Linked DNA regions of Homo sapiens: region 1 is linked to region 2. A link is an interaction called in ENCODE POLR2A ChIA-PET data of the cell type or tissue named here. Cell type or tissue: MCF 10A. All regions are shown on one strand. Each heading gives the region's core, and the rest is flanking DNA. Links, peaks and the distances in the headings are about the cores only.

Region 1 (8,328 bases), core at 124-8,123, 110 kb before region 2:
GAGACATTTTGACTTTTTGTGATGTTCATTCCTTTGCTTTGTCTTAGGGTTTCCATGTGGGTGGGAATGCATCCCTAAACAACATCATGCTTCCTTTTGTGGTTTTGGAACTTGAGGTAAACAAGGTGATACTGCGTGGACCCGGATGGGATTGCTTCTCTCCCTTGGTCTTGTCTTGCATGTGAGATTCACCCCACAGCTGTGCGTGGCCATGGGCCATTTGTTTTCATGCGTCTATATAGTGTTCCACTGTTTATCGACTTATCCATTCTGTTGCTGGTGAACATCAGGGTTGCTTCTGATTTTTGGCTATTGCAGAAAATGCTGCTGCAAGTGTTATTACACAAGTCTCTGTGGGTCCTAGGGGTGGAATCGCTGTGTCATGGGGTGTACCTGTGCTCAGCTCTACCAGATCGTGGCAAATGGTTTTCCCACATGGAGCTCTGATTGCAGTCTGCCTGAGTTACTGTCTACTAATTTGCATTTCCCTGATTATTGATAAGGCTACGCATCTTTTCTTTTTTCTCTTTTGTAGAGTTGGAATCTTGCTATGTTGCCCAGGCTAGTCTTGATCTCCTTGCTTCAACTGATCCTCCTGGCTTGGTCTCCCAAAGTGCTGGGATTACAGGCATGAACCACCACACCTGATCATCTTTTCGTGAGTTAGTATCTTTTTGTATTTCTTCTTTTATGAAGTGTTTTGCCCGTGACTTTCATATTTTGGCTTTTTTTTTTTTTGCAGGCATTTTTTATATCGATGGTTCTCTGCTGGGATGACTTTGCCTCCAAGCCCCTGCTGGCGGGGCTCTCAGACTGCAGCCCCTGTGAATACTCACATGCCCAGCAATTGTCCCTTAGGTGCAGATGCCATGTGAGCCCCAGCCCTTGCCTGTGGACGTCCATGTCGTGCTGTTAACCCTGGTCATCCACAGTCTGAACCCTCCTCTGGTCCCTTCCTGATACAGGAAGTGCACTGGGCTCTTAGCCACAACTGCAGAAAGTGGGGCTGGGGTTCATTGCTTGTTTCTGGGGTCACTGCCACTGTCAGTATCATCCCCCTACCCTGCAACAGCTCAGCCTGCTTGGGTCTAGGAGCTGCAGCGCTTTCTATCCCTTCCTCAAGACAGTGAGTGCCCACCTAGGCCACACTACCCAGGAGCCAGTGCTGCCGCCACCTCGACCCACCGTGCCCACCTCCTGGAAGAGGGCTGGCGGCATCTTGGACTAAAGGTCACGTTGGCTTCCTGGGAATGCTGGCACACCTGTGGGCTGCCAAGGCCACTCCCAAGGGGCTGTGAGTTTTGACTGTGCTGGCACACACACCCCTCACGTGCACACAGTGGGTGCCCCAGAAAACATGACAGTGGCACTCCTGTCACTACCCAGACCCCAGGGCAGGGTGCACAAAGCCTTGATTTAGAGATGCCACCTGGAAAGCCACAGCCCCAATCCATTCCTGTCAATCCAAACCTATTGGAAATAAGACATGGGACTCAGCACTTAGCAGCATCCTCATCAGACCTTCTGGTAAATGGAAGGATTTTTCTTTAACACATGGGTTTTCTGATGTCATTTTGCTTACAGTGGACTGATCAGGGCCACTGAAGGATGAGAGAGAGAATACATGGCAGGAACAACGATTTCAACTCCAAGGAGAGGTGTGATGTGTGAAGGGGACAGGGGCAGAAGGAACAGGGTGTCAGGTGGGAGGGAGGGGTGTGGCCAGCACGGGGAGAGGAAGGGGAGGACTGCCAGTGCCTGGAGGGAGGCGACCCATTTCCATTAGAGGGGACCTCCCCTACCTCCTGGGCTCGATCCCATAATTAGCAGCAAAGGCAGCTGGCCAGGGCACGGTGCGCCGTACGGGTTTGAAATGGCAGCAGTGCCTCAAGCATTCTTCTCCGCACCTTTAGTCATTAGCTATTTGTTTCCTCCCCACAACAATTAGTGCTAATGTGACATGTGCTCATTTTTGTACGGGATAAAACTGCCATCCAGTGCGATTTGGTACAAATGAGTCAAACAAGACAGGCTCACCCTGAGCCTCCTCTTTTCTTTCTCCTGCTGGAGACCTCTCTCACCAGACACTCAGGTGTACCAGTACAGCAGCTTTGGACCTAAGTGGACTCCAGCAGCTCCATTAACCCAGAGCTTGCACCAACCCAGAATTTCCACCAAGCCAGAGTTTCCACCAAGCCAGGGCTTCCACCAATCTAGAACTTGCAACAATCCAGAGCTTCCGCCAACCCAGAGCTTCCGTCAATCCAGAGCTTCCACCAACCCAGAGCTTCCACCAACCCAGAGCTTCCGCCAACCCAGAGCTTCCACCAACCCAGAGCTTCCTCCAATCCAGAGCTTGCATCAACCCAGAGCTTCCGCCAACCCAGAGCTTCCGCCAATCCAGAGCTTCCGCCAACCCAGAGCTTCCGCCAATCCAGAGCTTCCGCCAACCCAGAGCTTCCGCCAATCCAGAGCTTCCATCCAGAGCTTCTGCCAACCCAGAGCTTCCACCAATCCGATCTTCTGCCAGCCCAGAACTTCCGCCAACCCAGAGCTTCTGCCAACCCAGAGCTTCCACCAATCCAGATCTTCTGCTAGCCCAGAGCTTCTGCCAACCCAGAGCTTCCGCCAGCCCCAAGCTTCTGCCAACCCAGAGCGTGCACCAACCCAGAGCTTCCACCAACCCAGGGCTTCTGCCAATCTAGAGCTTCTGCCAACCCAGAGCTTCTGCCCAGAGCTTCCGTCAAACCAGAGCTTCCACCAACCCAGAGCTTTTGCCAACCCAGAGCTTCTGCCCAGAGCTTCTGCCAGCCCAGAGCTTCCATCAACCCAGAGCTCGCACCAACCTATAGCTTCTGCCAACCTACAGCTTCCACCAACCCAGAGCTTCCATCAACCCAGAGCTTGCACCAACCCAGAGCTTCTGCCAATGCAAAGCTTCCACCAAGCTAGAGCTTCCACCAACCACGAGCTTCCACCAACCACGAGCTTCCACCAACCCACAGCTTGCAGCTCAGTCTCCAGAAAGGGGGGAGCTGCTCTGTGGGTGGCATTCGTTCCAGGTGCGACCCTGAGGGGATGGCCAGGCTGGGGGCTGTGCTTACTTTCCAGAGGGCAAGAGGAGACAAACCAGGGCCTGGGGCTATACACACATGCACGCGTGTGCGCACACACACACACAGAGGACACATCACACACACCCAGACACACACACACACACGCACTGCACACATCACACACCCAGACACACACACACACGCACTGCACACATTACACACCCAGAGACACACACACACACAGGACACATCACACACACCCAGACACACACACACTCTGCAAACATCACACACACTGCACACATCACACACCCAGACACACACACACACGCACTGCACACATCACACACCCAGACACACACACACACGCACTGCACACATCACACACCCAGACACACACACACACACGCACTGCACACACACACCCAGACACACACACACGCACTGCACACATCACACACCCAGACACACACACACACTGCACACATCACACAGATACCACACACACTGCACACACCTCATGACACACACACACTCACACAATGCCTTCTCCATGGCCAGGGGACCTGGGGCCTATGCCTGTGCCCGTGCCCCTCTGTCTGGGGGCCTGCCTGTAGGATGGTGGCCTCCTGAGGCTGGGCTGCATGGCAGCGTGTGGGGCCAGGTGTCTGAGCTCCATCCTCCTGGCCGCCACCACCACGCTGCTGGTGAGCTGGGGCGGCCAGAACTCAGCACCATGGTCCGGGCGTTCAGCAGCAACTTGGATTCCTCATTGCTCTGCGGCTGGGCATCCCACAGCCGGGACGGGGGCTTGGGCCTGGCGAGGCCCCTCCTGGTTCCCACAGGGTCCTCAGAGCAGGGGCTGGCTCTGCTGTCCCTTCCTCACCTTAGGAGGGCACCCACCCTGCGGGCTCAGGACCACTGCACGATTGGGTCTTACCCTAGCGCTTCTCCACAGCTCCCTCTCCAGACACAGCTCCCTGGGGAGGAAGGGCTGCCAGCAGGGTTCTGGTGACACAGCCACCTGCCCTGCAGCTGTGGCCTCTAGGCCCTGCTCTGCACCCCTCTGGCTGCTTCCTGGTGTGGATCCTGGGGCCTCTGGGCTTCCCCAGATGTCTCAGAATCGAATCAGCTTCCCTCCCTCCCAGTAGCAAACCTCAGAATGATTCAGCCCCAGGAACCTCCGGACGCTGCTGTTGCCTGGGCCCATCCATCCCCGCCAACAACCCTGCCAAGCCTGCTCCCTCCTTTCCCCTCCCATGAGAGGAGCCGTCCCCGCCTGGCCTTCCGGAAGCTTGTGGGCCTCTTGGATGGAGCATCCTGCCTCTCAGTGTTCTTTCCGATAAAGCCCCCTCGCCTATATGCTGATTTGTTTCATTTGACACCCATCAAAGGGCATCTGGGTCCCCTACCCAGGGCTGTCAAAGTTGACCCTTCTCTGGAACTGGCTGATTTGATCACCTGGGCCACCTGAAGGAGTGGGGGGACTGATGTGTGCCCCGTGCATTTAGAAGCAAGGAGGAGGGGACGGGAACTGCTGTTTCCTAGAATGGTTCTGTGATGCTGGTCTGCCTGCTGCAGTGGGGAAAGAGGACGTTCTTGCGGACCTTGACCTCCATGCCGGCAGCCGGACCCCGGAGGTGAGAGTGACTCTGCTGCACCCTGGACGCACCTCCCCCCTCCTCATTTCTCAGGCCTCCTCCACCCTTTGTGCTGTGGGGAGGGAAATAACTAGAGACATCGTCACATTGCATGTGACGGGAAGGTGACATTCTGGTCTCAGAGCCTGAGGCTGATGGCCTGTGGGGAAATTTCAGGGGAGCACAGAGAGGAAGAAAGGAGAACGGAAACCCGTCCAGGGGCCCCAGCCGGCCCTTTGCAAACAGAGGCAGGGTCAGGCGAAACCGAGGGCCAGGTCGCAGATGAAGGCTGGAGTCTGAGGTCTGGGGCCTGGGATCAGCCTGTTTTAGCTGCTGCTCGGGTGCTTTCTGCGGAGGGGGCTCATCACACTCTCCACCCATGGGTGCATTCGCATGTGGGGCACTGCTCGTGGCTGAGACCAGGGTTTGGCTCCAGTGACTATTTGTAGGTGGCCTTTCCTCTGTGTCTGATCCCCAGCTCGTGGCTGCTGTGCCTTAGTGGTGTTCCATTCCTTCCTCACGGCAGCAGCCCTCTGGTCTCAGCGGAGAGCAGGGGACATGTCCCCCCAGGACGGGCTCCTGCTTGCTCCCGAGGGGCGCCTTGGCAGGGCGGACATTGGAAGCTGAATGCGGAGGAAGCATCCGGAAGCGGCGCTCTTGGCCTCAGCCCTCCTGTCCTGGGGTGAGTCAGGATCTCTGCTGGGGAGGGCTCTGGGGAGACAGCTCTGGAATCCTCTCTGCTGGGTTCATGCAGGGCCAAGCCTGGGTTTGACCTTCATGCATGAAGGAAGGAAAGCGGGTGGAACAGCTGCGGACGTGGAGGCAGTGGCGACAACGGACTTGACTTTAACTGGAAGCTCAGGAATACTGTGGTCGTGCTGTCAAATCTCTGTTATCTCCGAAGGGGCAGCGGGGAGGTTCCCTTGTGTCAGGACAGACGGGAGGTGTGCGGGGGAGGCCGGGGGAGGCGGGTGTCTGGACTGGGGTCTGAGCAGCGCTTCAGGGAGGAGGGGGCCTAGCAGGGCAGGAAATGGCCAGATGTTGTTCTGCAGCCCCGTGGATAGGGGTCCTGGGGACAGGAGAAGCCCTTGACAGTGTCAAATAGAAAACAAATCTGGACGTAAGTCACGGGGGAATGTATTAGAAAGGATATTGCGAGAAAGCGTGGGGCCCATTGCACCAGGGAGGGCATGCCCACTTTCAGAGCGGGGAGTGCCTGAGGGTTGGGGAAGAGTGAACAGAGGGAGAGAGACTGAGCGGTGGGAGGTGGGGAAGGAAGGGGCGGGAAGGGGCCATGAGGAGAGAAGATCTGATCTGAGGCCCTCCTTTTCACAGAGGGGTTGGCTGTGGGACGAAGCCCCTTCCTAGCTCCTGGCTATCTCTTTAGGTGTCTTTTGAGTTTCACTTGTCACTGTGAAATGTCTCGTTCGTTTGGTGTTTACTAGTTCATTTCCTTTTAAACAAAGGAATTTTTCCCTCGCAGGATGCTCTACAAGTCACCAGCAGGCATGTGGAGTCACTGTTGGAGTCAGGCATCCACTCCAGTGAACTGGAGGAGAAGGGCTAGGGTCGAGGAGTATAAAACATGGTAGCCAAAGGCCTGGCTACTTGGCAGCGTTTGTGGGCATCTTTCCCTAGGGAGGGCTGTGGGCACAGGCAAATGTCTAACACAATTATCTTTTTCTTCTTCTTTCTTTTTTTTTTTGAGACAGAGTCTTGCTTAGTCGCCAAGGCTGGAGTGCAGTGGTGCTATCTTGGCTCACTGCAACCTCTGCCTCCTGGGTTGAAGCAATTCTCCCACCTCAGCCTCCCGAGTAGCAGGGATTACAGGTGTGTGCTACCACGCCCGGCTAATATTTGTATTTATGGTACAGATGGAGTTTTGCCATATTGCGCAGGCTGGTCTCAAACTCCTGGACTCAAGCGATCCTCCTGCTTCAGCTTCCCAAAGTGCTGGGATTACAGACGTGAGCCATGGTGCACGGCCTGCAGCTGTCTTTAGGTCTAATCAAATGTTCCTGAAATTTGACTTTACAAAGATCTGCTAATTCAGAAGAAAGCGCTTTACTCCCAGAACTGTGAAGCCCTGCAATGGACAGACCCAGGTTACTCTACTCAACTGTGGCTTTTCCAGGAACCGCATCCATGGGAAATCCCAACTTCATCCCACTTTAGGGAGAGCCACACATTTGTACATTCTGCATTTTACTTTTTGTATTTTTGAAAGAAGGAGCAAATACGGTCACATAAAGTAACAAAACAACGATTGTTAGAAGGGCTTTGCATGAATCCCTTATTGTTCTGCTCTGCAACCTGACTTGGCCTCTATTCCTGGATGGCCACACCCAGATTTGTTCCCTCTTCGTCAAGCCAAGCCCAGGGGCTCTTGTATATCCCTGTCAGCCTCCCAGGATCCGGCACTGGCAGGCGCTTAGCACGTATCTGTCACAGGTGGTTTAATTATCTGTTTGGACCTTCTCAAGTTACAATTCTAAGGAGTCCCAAGGAAGTAAAGTGATTTTAAAAACACAGAAAACAGTTTTCAGAATTTCTGCAGCCAGCCATGAAGGAGTAGCTAGGATGGAACTTATGCTGTCTGTTTCTGTTTTTGTTTTTTGCCAAAAGAACTAGAAAGCTGGACAAAGCAGACAAAACAACTGGCTTTGGACATCAGGACAAAAGGCTGTGCAGGGCTGGCATCCCTAAGAGATAGGAAAAAAATGAAGTAAGTTGTGCAATCAACTCTGTTTTCTGGCTGGAGGCAGTTTTCATACTGTCAGGCAGGGAGGGGGAATCCAAGCACAACATGGTGATCTAGCTGAATTGAGAAGAGTGGGCTATGGGGAGGCAGAGGTGAGACAGGGTAGCAGAGAGGAGGAAGATACTCAAATAAAGAAACTCAAATACCTGCATAAGGTCCCTTTGAGCATTCACTTAATACCAATCTGTACATGCGTAGGTGGAATTCCAGGAAGTGAATAAAGAACAGTGAGGTGTTAAGCTGAACAATTCCTAGAACTCACACCAGGCTGCAAGAAATTTGAACTCCTTCTATTCAGTTGGAGACCTCATAGAGCACTTGGGGCAATCAATAGACAATACACGGCTCACGCCTGTAATCCCAGCACTTTGGGAGGCTGAGATGGGCGGATCACCCGATGTCAGGAGTTCGAGACCAGCGTGACCAACATGGAGAAACACCGTCTCTACTAAAGATACAAAAAATTAGCTGGGCGTAGTGGCGCATGCCTGTAATCCCAGCTCCTCGGGAGACTGAGGCAGCAGAATCACTTGAACCTGGGAAGCGGAGGTTGCAGTGAGGTGAGATCGCGCCACTGCACTCCAGCCTGGGCAACAAGAGTGAAACTCCGTCTCAAAAAAAAAAAGAAAAAAAAATAGAGAATACAAAGGATCAAGCTTTAGTAGTAGGAATAAATTAACTCTAGAGTATAGGCAACTCTAGATAACCCCAAAAAAATGTAAAAGCAAGCCTCAAAAAGATCAACCTCATCTGCAAGTAACTTTATTACTTGCCAGAACAAATGTCAACACTATTTATAAAGGAAAAAAAAATCTATACGTTTATCAATGTTATATTCAAAATGCCTGTCACCCAATAAAATATGGTGAGA
Region 2 (8,328 bases), core at 170-8,169:
TGTTTTGGGGGATCCCTCACCTGGCTCTGTTTTGGGGGATCCCTCACCTGGCTCTGTTTTGGATGCAGAGCCCTTGATGAGGTGGGTTGTTTGAGGGGTGGACCTGGGGATTTGACCCAAACTTCCTAATCCGCCAGAGCCCTCGTTGACTCAGCAGCCTCCACCCCCAGGCTTCTCTGTGCAGGCAGAGCCCGGCCCGGCCTGGAGAGCTCAGGACAGCGCGGCTTCGGGCCGGCCCTGCAGGAGTGCCGGGTGGGTGTTTTGTGTGTCCCCATCTCTGCCTGTATCAACCCTAAAACATACATCATGTGTACTTGATCCCCGTTCTCCTCATTTCCTGCAACACTATTGTGTGGACGCCATTTAGGGGCTGCTGACGGTAACTCACGTGGCCGTGGCTATCCCTGAGCTGCTCTGGGACTTCCTGGGTCAGTCAGTGTGGGAGCTGACCAAACTCTGAGGAGCTTAGTGTCATACTAATTTTGCCATTGACCCCGTTGTGGACCCCATCCTCTCCCCAAACAGGAGAGAATTTTGCCTGGAGAATTCTGAAGCTCGCCTCGAGGTTTCCGTCAGCCCCCTCTTGACCCCGGAGCTGCCCAAGGACACGAGCCTGGAGACACGTGTCTGATGTTCCGCAGTGACTGCTGCATGCTGGAGTCTGATGTGGCGGGACAGGCCCGGCGTATGCTTGGCGCCACGGTGTCCTTTCTCAGCCACTCGGCACTGGCAGGCAGGGTGTTTGGAACAGCATTGCAGATGGGTGTCAATGATAAGGTGAGGCTCCTATCACGGGCAGCGATTATTCAGCAGGGGACCCGTGGCTGCTCTGCCTTGTGTTGGAAAAGCTCTCATGGCCTCAGTTTCTTCCTCTGGAACTGATGCAGGACAGTGAGCCCCAAAGCTGGGGCTTAGCCCAGGAAGGTTCTTGGGTTCACTAGGGAGGAATTCCAGAGCGAGCGGGAGGTGGAAGGAAACAGCTTCACTGAGGTGGCCGTGTCACAGCTCCGTGACTGTGCCTGCAGGGCAGAGCCCCTCCCCCAGCCCCGCAGCATGGGGAGCAGCTGCTCAGGGACAGGCCTGCAGTCATATTTATACCCGTTTTTAACCATATGAAAATTAAGGGGTGAGTTATTCAGAAATGTCTAGAAAAAAGGAGGCAACTTCTTGGTCATTGCCATGGAAAGGGGTGGTAACTTCTGGGTGTGGCCATGGCCCTGGCGGGCGTGTCTTATGGAGAGGTGCTCCTGACTCCTTCCTGTTTCAACAGTCCTCAATCTGGTCCGGAGTCAAGTCCCACCTCCTACCTCCATGGTTTCTACCTGAAAAAGCACTGAGAAGACTCCGCAGGTGAACGTGCAAATCTGGGGTGCAGGGGAACTCGTAGGGGGATACAGGCTGAACTATGTCCCGCATAAATGATATGTCGAAGCCCTAACCCTCAGAACGTGACCTTATTTGGATAAGGTCTTTAAAGAGATGAGTTAAAAGGAGGCGTGAGGTTGGGCCCTAACTCAGCATGGCTGGTGTCCTTATAAAGAGAGGACAGGTGGACAGAGACAGGCACAGAGGGGCGCCCATGAGGACGCGGGGAGAAGACGGTCACCTGAAAGCCAAGGGGAGGAGCTCAGAGGAACTGGCCCTGCCACGCCTTGACCTTGGATTTCGGCCTCCAGAACAAGAGAAGATCCGCGTCTGCTGCTGGAGCCTCCGGCTGGGGTCCTTTGTGGTGGCCACCCCGGTGAACTCACACAGGACGTGTGAACTCACACAGGACACGCAAAAGTTTCCCCAGTGTCTCCTCTGGAACTTCCTGGTGTTTTGAAGAAGGCACTCCATTTCTGAAGGGCACTGGCAGCATATTTCTGTGTTTAGAACTTTTCCCATGCATATTTTTGAACAAGTATTTTAGGAAGATAAATATCAGCACGTTTTGCTGCTGTTGAGAGGGTCTGTGGGGTCTGTTTAGAAAATACGTGATGGTTCTGACCACAGAGCCCCGGGCATCACCGGCCACACCGTTGCCCCCGGGAGGGGTCAGCAGAGCCCCCGTGGTCCAGACAGGCAGAGCCTCTGTGTCCGGGGTGGCTGTGGGTCCTCAGGACGCCTGCCCGGCTTGAGTGTGTCTGTTGCTTAGCTTGTTTGGGGGCAGAATTAACCCAGTGCCTTCGCCAATTCTATTTGTTTTTGTCCGGGAGTTGGTGATTAGTGCAAACATCAAGGACACATGTTTTGAGGGCCTTATGTGCCAAGGGGCAGACAGAGGGCTTGTGTGTTCGGTGGGGGTCAGGACCTTGTCACTGAGCTTCCCTGACCCTGGAAGCCCAGGGTGGCCGCCTGCTTCCCCCATGGGCTGCTGAGTGAAATGGGGGTTCCTGAGGAGCAGTGACGGGGAGGTCCACCCAGGTCGCTGGGCCATGTGGTGAGAGCCTGCAGGTGGCACCGGACACGCCTGGGTCGCCCCTGCCATTGTGGGGCTCCCGCTACCCAGCTGCTGACAGAGCCACTGCTTTCCCCGGGTATAGCGCATGTGGAGGGTGGAATCCCACGTGTGGGTCCAGTGCCCACATGTCCTGACCTCAGGAGCACACGATGGTCTTGGGCCCCGCAGCATCCAAGAGACACCTGGATAAGGGCCAGGAGGTGCATGGCACGGGCTCCCTGGGAGGCACTCGGTTTTCATTATTTACTATTGAAAACTAAGAGCAGCCAGGTGGAACCTGGAGCTCCCACCGCAGTGGACTTCGTGGCATTCTCTGCAGCATCACGTGGCCTGGGGCAGGGAGCCCAGCTCGCCTCCTGCCCTGCTCGGCCCCGGGCTTGCAGCCACAGCGCCCCTCTGATCTCGGCCTTCGGCTGCGCGTGGCTCTCCCTTGTGTGTCTGTGTCTCTCTTCTCATGGGGACACCAGTCACATCGGGTCAGGGTTTATCCTATTCTAGTGGAAGCTCGTCTTAATTTAACTATTTCCATCTGCAAAGACCCGATTTTCAAGTAAGGTCACGTTCGCTGGTGCCAGGGTCACGGCACCCACATATTTTTTGGGGGGGACACAGGGGACCTGTAACAGATGGCAAGGCAGCCCCTCCCTTTAGGAGCAGGACTTGGCCGAAGTGCAAGGGTGGGCCATGAGGATGTGGACGCACCGCCCCGACCAGTGACCATGGGGGTTTGTGGGAGCTGTTTCTCACCGGCAGGCCCTGGGAACGTAAATGCAGGCTGTCTGGGAGGTCGCCAGGGCTGCCCCCTCTGCATCTTCCTGCGGGCAAAGGACATTTGCAGCCACGGTGCTGGGGAGCCAAGGAGATGCCGCGATGCAGCCACCCTGGGCCCTGCAGTGGTGCAGATGAACCACCTTGTGAGCAAGTGAAGAGGGGATGGGTGAGCCCACCCACAGCAAGGGGAGAAGGAAGTCCCCACTCACGCGGACACCGAGAGATCCTGCCCAGTCACCACTGCAAGGCCAGGAGTGGGGACCTGCAGTGCCCGGGTCCCTGTCCAGTCCGTAGGGCAGCTGGAGGGGGGTGGGGCAGGGAAACTGTCAAAGTACAGCAGTACAAACCTGGCCAGAGCCCACTGTGCGAATGCCCATTGGGACTTCGTGGGCCTCGGGGGCCTGAGGCTCAGTGGAAGAGAATTAAGACTTTTCTCAAAGTAGAAAAGGAAGAGGAGAATTCCTTTCCTTTCCCTCCTCCAGGGGGTGGAGGCATAAAGGGACCCCCAGGCAGGCACAGCCCGGGGGCCACGCATGCACCCTTCATTCCTCCACTGGCTGACAGTGTGTGCATGAGCGTGGATGGAGCGAGTGCTGCCCTCCGTGTAGGGGAGCCCTCCCAAGAGCACCCCACAAGCCAGGGAGCCCCAAGCAGCCCCCAGCGGGTCTGGGATCCGGTCCTGGGTAAGCGTACTGTGTCTCCTAGAGCATTTTTTAGGGGTGGCCGGAGGGACAGGCATGGGGAAGAAGTGAGCCTGTTCTCGGAGCTACCCCCCATCATCCAGAGGCATACAGGACAAGGCGCCCCTCCTCCCTCCACCAGCCCCACCCAGAAGCCCCTGAAGGCAGCATCAGGCACCCCAAGGATGAGGTTGGCTGCTGAATCTCCAGCGGTGACAGCTTGGTCTTCCAGCAAAATCTCCAGGTCCCAAGGAGTTCCAGCAGTATCCTGAGACCCCCTAATGCAGCGTGCCTGCCCTCGCCCATGATGGCCTGGTTGTCAAAGGGCGAGGCCAGCCCAGCATCACCCACAGCAGTGCATCCATGGAAACACACTCCTGGGGAATTAAAGACGGGTGTCACGTGCTCCCAGTCGGGCCAGGATGGAAAGGGTCTTCTCATCTTTCCAGTTGGTGCAATGACAGCCAATTTCGACATGAGCAGGTGCGCAGGAAGCAAGGGCAGCACCGGCCCAGGAGGGCCTGGTGATGTGTACGGTTATTATTGGAAGTGTGATGGCAGTCGGGAGTGCAGGGCCATGAGTCACACCCAAGGTGACCTTGAGTCATGCATCTGCCCGGCTCTTGGGCCTCGGGCTAACCAGCTCCCCGCCTCCTCTCCACACAGGAGACCACAGAGAGGTTTTCCGAGCCTGGCTGCGGGTGGGGCAGCCCCACCAAGTGTCTGGGGCCAGCGGCTCCCCAGTGTTCTCCTAAGCCTGTAACTTCCCTGGGGATCCCTGGGACTCGCTGTCTCAGACAGAGCCTCACCCACCTCGGAGCTGGTTCTCCTGATACCACAGGGCCCAAGGGTATCGTGGCTGCCAGGGTGGGGCAGGACCAGAAACTGAACTGGCTGTACTCAAGAATGCAAATGGCGTGAGAATAGGGAAGGGTGCCGGCCACAGTGACACTGGCAGCTGCGTCCTGCCCACACAGCTGGCATGGGAATTCCCCACCTGGAGCACACGCTGCTCATGTCTTAGTTGAGGAAGGGATAAGGGGCTAAGGAGGGGGTGTCCCTGACCAATGGGACCTGGGGTCTAACCTGACCCACAGGATGGCTGCTCTGTCCACCCCAGCCCTGTGGACATCTCTTGCCCACCCAGCCATGGCAAAAATGAGGAGCCCCCGACCATGGTGACCCTGTCTGCCAGCCCCAAATTTGGGACTCAGAGTTGGACAGGCCAGAGTGCGGAGGAACACCAGCCCCCTGGAAGCCCCCTGGAATACGAAGCCGTCACCGCTGAGATCATCCCTAAGTGCCTGCTGATCACCCCTCCCTCCTCCAGACGGAAGGAAATCCTACAAAGGAAACACACGTATCAGACTTTCTACACCTCCCAGCTAGACTCTCTTTCACCATGGGCTAACACCACAGAATGACCTTACAGGTTCTAGAAACATGGACATCCGCCCCAGGGCTTTGATTGGGGAACGGAGCCCCTGCTTTTCTAGAGTGAATTTTTTGAGCAGCTTGCAACCTCTGTCAGTAATTTGTCTCTTATTCTGGAGGGTGCCAGGCAGGAGGAGACGGTGGGCTTCCTGCTGATCCAGGCCCACCCTTTGCGGATAAGATGAGGCCTTCCCTGCTAGTGGGAGCCAGGCCTATGGGGCGGGGACAGCCTGGGCCCTCCCAGGGAGTGTAGAGGAGGAGGATGTGCTGGAAGGATGGCACCCCAGCCCGGAAGGACCCCCGCCCAGGACAGCCAGGCCTCTTGCCACAGGGGACACTTATGCCCCACACAGAAAGCACCCCGTTTCTCAGGGCTTCTCATGGGCAAAGTAACCCCAGAGACCCTGGAATGAAACTCATGCGTCTGTGAAATAAGACCAGGATTAAGCATCTGATGAGATTGTGTTGGTGGAAAAGGTCGGTAAAGAGGGTGTGAGCTTGGTGCTGCCCTGGTGAAGGAAAAACCTACCCAGAATTACTGTGGGTCACATAGGCCGGGTGAGCAAAGCCAGAGGCTTTTCCAGACCCCCTCTGGCTGGGTCTCCTTGGAGGGCGAGTGGATGGGAGGGGCAGGGAGGCCTGCAGGGATTGCCTCCAAGTGAGAAGCTTGGCCAGGCCGCAGATCCAGGCAGCTGGTGTTTTACTTTACTTATCTCTTCTCTCCTTTTTTTTTTCTGTTTAGTTTTTTCTAACACTTTTCTGTCTACTTTCAACAAGTTAAAGAACTTTTTGTTTTATTTATTTATTTATTTTCCTGTGGTAAAATATGCATAAGATAAAATTTGCCATTTCAGCCATTTTTAGGTGCACGGTTCAGTGGCATGAAGCATATCCACATTGTTGTCAGTCATCACCACCACGCATCCCCAGAACGTTCCATCCTCCCAAACTGAAACCCCATCCCCATTGAACACTCCCTCCCCATGCCCCTCCTCGGTCCCCAGCACTCACCGTTCCACCTCCGGTCTCTACGAACCAGACTCCGCCAGGGACCTCATACAGGTGGAACCACCCGGTGTCAGTCCCTGTGTACCTGGCTTATTTCACTCAGCATCATGTTCTCAAGGTCGGTCCTTGCTGTGGTGTGTGTCAGGATGTCACTCAGCATCATGTTCTCAAGGTCTGTCCATGTTGTGGCGTGTGTCAGGATGTCACTCGGCATCATGTTGTCAAGGTTGGTCCTTGCTGTGGCGTGTGTCACGATGTCCTTGCTTTCTGAGGCCAGATCCTATTTGGCATGCATAGACCATCTTTTGCCTGCTCACGCCTCTGTCCATGGGCCCTTGAGTGGCTTCCATCTGTCGGCTGCTGTGAATAAACCTGCTGTGAACATGGGTGTACAAATATCTCTTTGAATCTCTGCTTTCAATTCTTTTGGGTATATACCCAGAGAAGAAATTGCTGGATCACGTGGTAATTCGATGTTTAACTGTTTTGAGGAGCTGCCATACTTCACAAGTTTTTGAAGGTTTAGGGTTTCTTTGGGAGTTTCCGTTATATTTTTTTTAATAGTGTCACAGAACTAATTTTGATGAAAAACACTCATTCTCTATCTTCTCATTCTGGGGGAATAAATTAGTGTGATTTGAATATAATGTAATTGCATGCAAATCCAGCCACAAAACCGGGCGCTGCGCACTGGCAGAGGGTCAGGAGTTGTGCCACCTTGCTAGGGAGGAAGGAGGGTGTGTTTCCATGATATGCCAGCGGTCGGTCCTCTTAAAAGGGTGTGTATTCTCTTGCTGACTGTTTAGAATTGGCAAGATGTGGTAATAATAGTTGGTTTTACTATCATTTTTAGATTCTTTACAGGCATCACACTCCCTGATTGTCTTGTTCCCTCCTATTACACTACACACCTGCTATACCACTGATCATAGCTATAGATGCCTAGGACTGTAACTGATACAACAACAAAGCTACAAATGGCTCCAGGCCCGGATAGTTTCACAGGCCATTCCACCACACTGTTAAGGAACAGATAATATTTAAATGGATGCAAAGCATAAATAAGGAAAGAAAATTTCTAAATTCTCTTTATGAAGCTACCATAAGAATGATGCCAAAACCCAAAGAGACAAGCACAGAAAGAAAATCATAAGCCAATCTTATGAATGAACACCAACACAAAAATGTGAATTAAATTGTCTAAAAACTGTAAGCCATGACCTAGGAGACTTGAAGATGGTTTGATATTAGGAAATATCTTAAAATAGGTCTTCACATTCATAGAGCCTATAAAATTGCAGTAGTTGGGACATGGACCCCCTAGTCGGACAGCAAAGAAATTAGGCAGAGGAACCAAAAATGGATCCAAACACACCCACCTAGTTAGGACATAGGAGAGGTGATTTTTGCCTATCAGTGTGATGAATTCCAGTTGTTCAGAAGACACCAACTGAATTACAACTAAATAGTTTTCTAGAAAAAAATAAAATTGCATTTCTACTTTATTCCCTAAGGCCTCCATATGTTACAGCTACAGCAGATATTTTTATAAAGTTGGAAACCATAAACATACTAGAAGAAAACAGAGAGCCATTTCCTTTACTAGTTTTAGAAGGAGAAGATCTTCTGAAATAGAACACAAACTCAGAAGCCATAAACATGGATTAAAAGAAATAATAATAAAGTTAAAAATGTTTGCCTGGTGAAAAACACAACCACCATAAACAAAGACAGGTGAGAAATGAAATAGTATCTGCAATGCAAGGCACAGGAAAAGCTTCATTTGGTTCATACATAAAGAAGTTCTAGAAATCAATGCAATGAAGACCAACAAAGTGATAGAAAATGGGCGAAGTACAAAAACAGTTCACAAAACAGAAATGTGAAGGCTGTTAAACATATGGAAAGATACACACACTAATGGGAAAAAAGAAAGAATGCAAGTTAAAATCAGAATGTAAGACTGTTTTTAATCTATCCGACAGCCAAAGA

The links. Peaks named below come from ENCODE experiments on the same cell type or tissue, not always from the same donor. Only the 100,000 strongest peaks of a DNase experiment are listed, where the experiment ranks them.
Region 1: POLR2A ChIA-PET joins it to region 2 with 15 read pairs; 3 of 35 experiments call an interaction of 5 or more read pairs at or near these places.

The regions. Positions count from the first base shown.
Region 1 is chr21:43,189,941-43,198,268 of GRCh38, forward strand. LOC124905025 (a long non-coding RNA gene) reads left to right here and starts at 626. Exons shown (of 3, transcript XR_007067886.1): 1 at 626-662; 2 at 743-858; 3 at 1,585-1,677. RefSeq lists enhancers at 711-1,212, 1,213-1,712. In MCF 10A, for the core only: no CTCF peak of the experiment used is centred there; DNase peaks (open chromatin) are centred at 4,261, 5,391, 7,071 and 7,541.
Region 2 is chr21:43,302,759-43,311,086 of GRCh38, forward strand. It overlaps LOC124905026 (a long non-coding RNA gene), which reads right to left. Exons shown (of 2, transcript XR_007067887.1): 2 at 8,287-8,328. Among named protein-coding and RNA genes, the nearest start is that of LINC00322, 25 kb to the right of the region's middle. RefSeq lists enhancers at 4,245-5,444, 4,852-4,951, 5,668-6,173, 8,276-8,328. In MCF 10A, for the core only: no CTCF peak of the experiment used is centred there; a DNase peak (open chromatin) is centred at 4,473.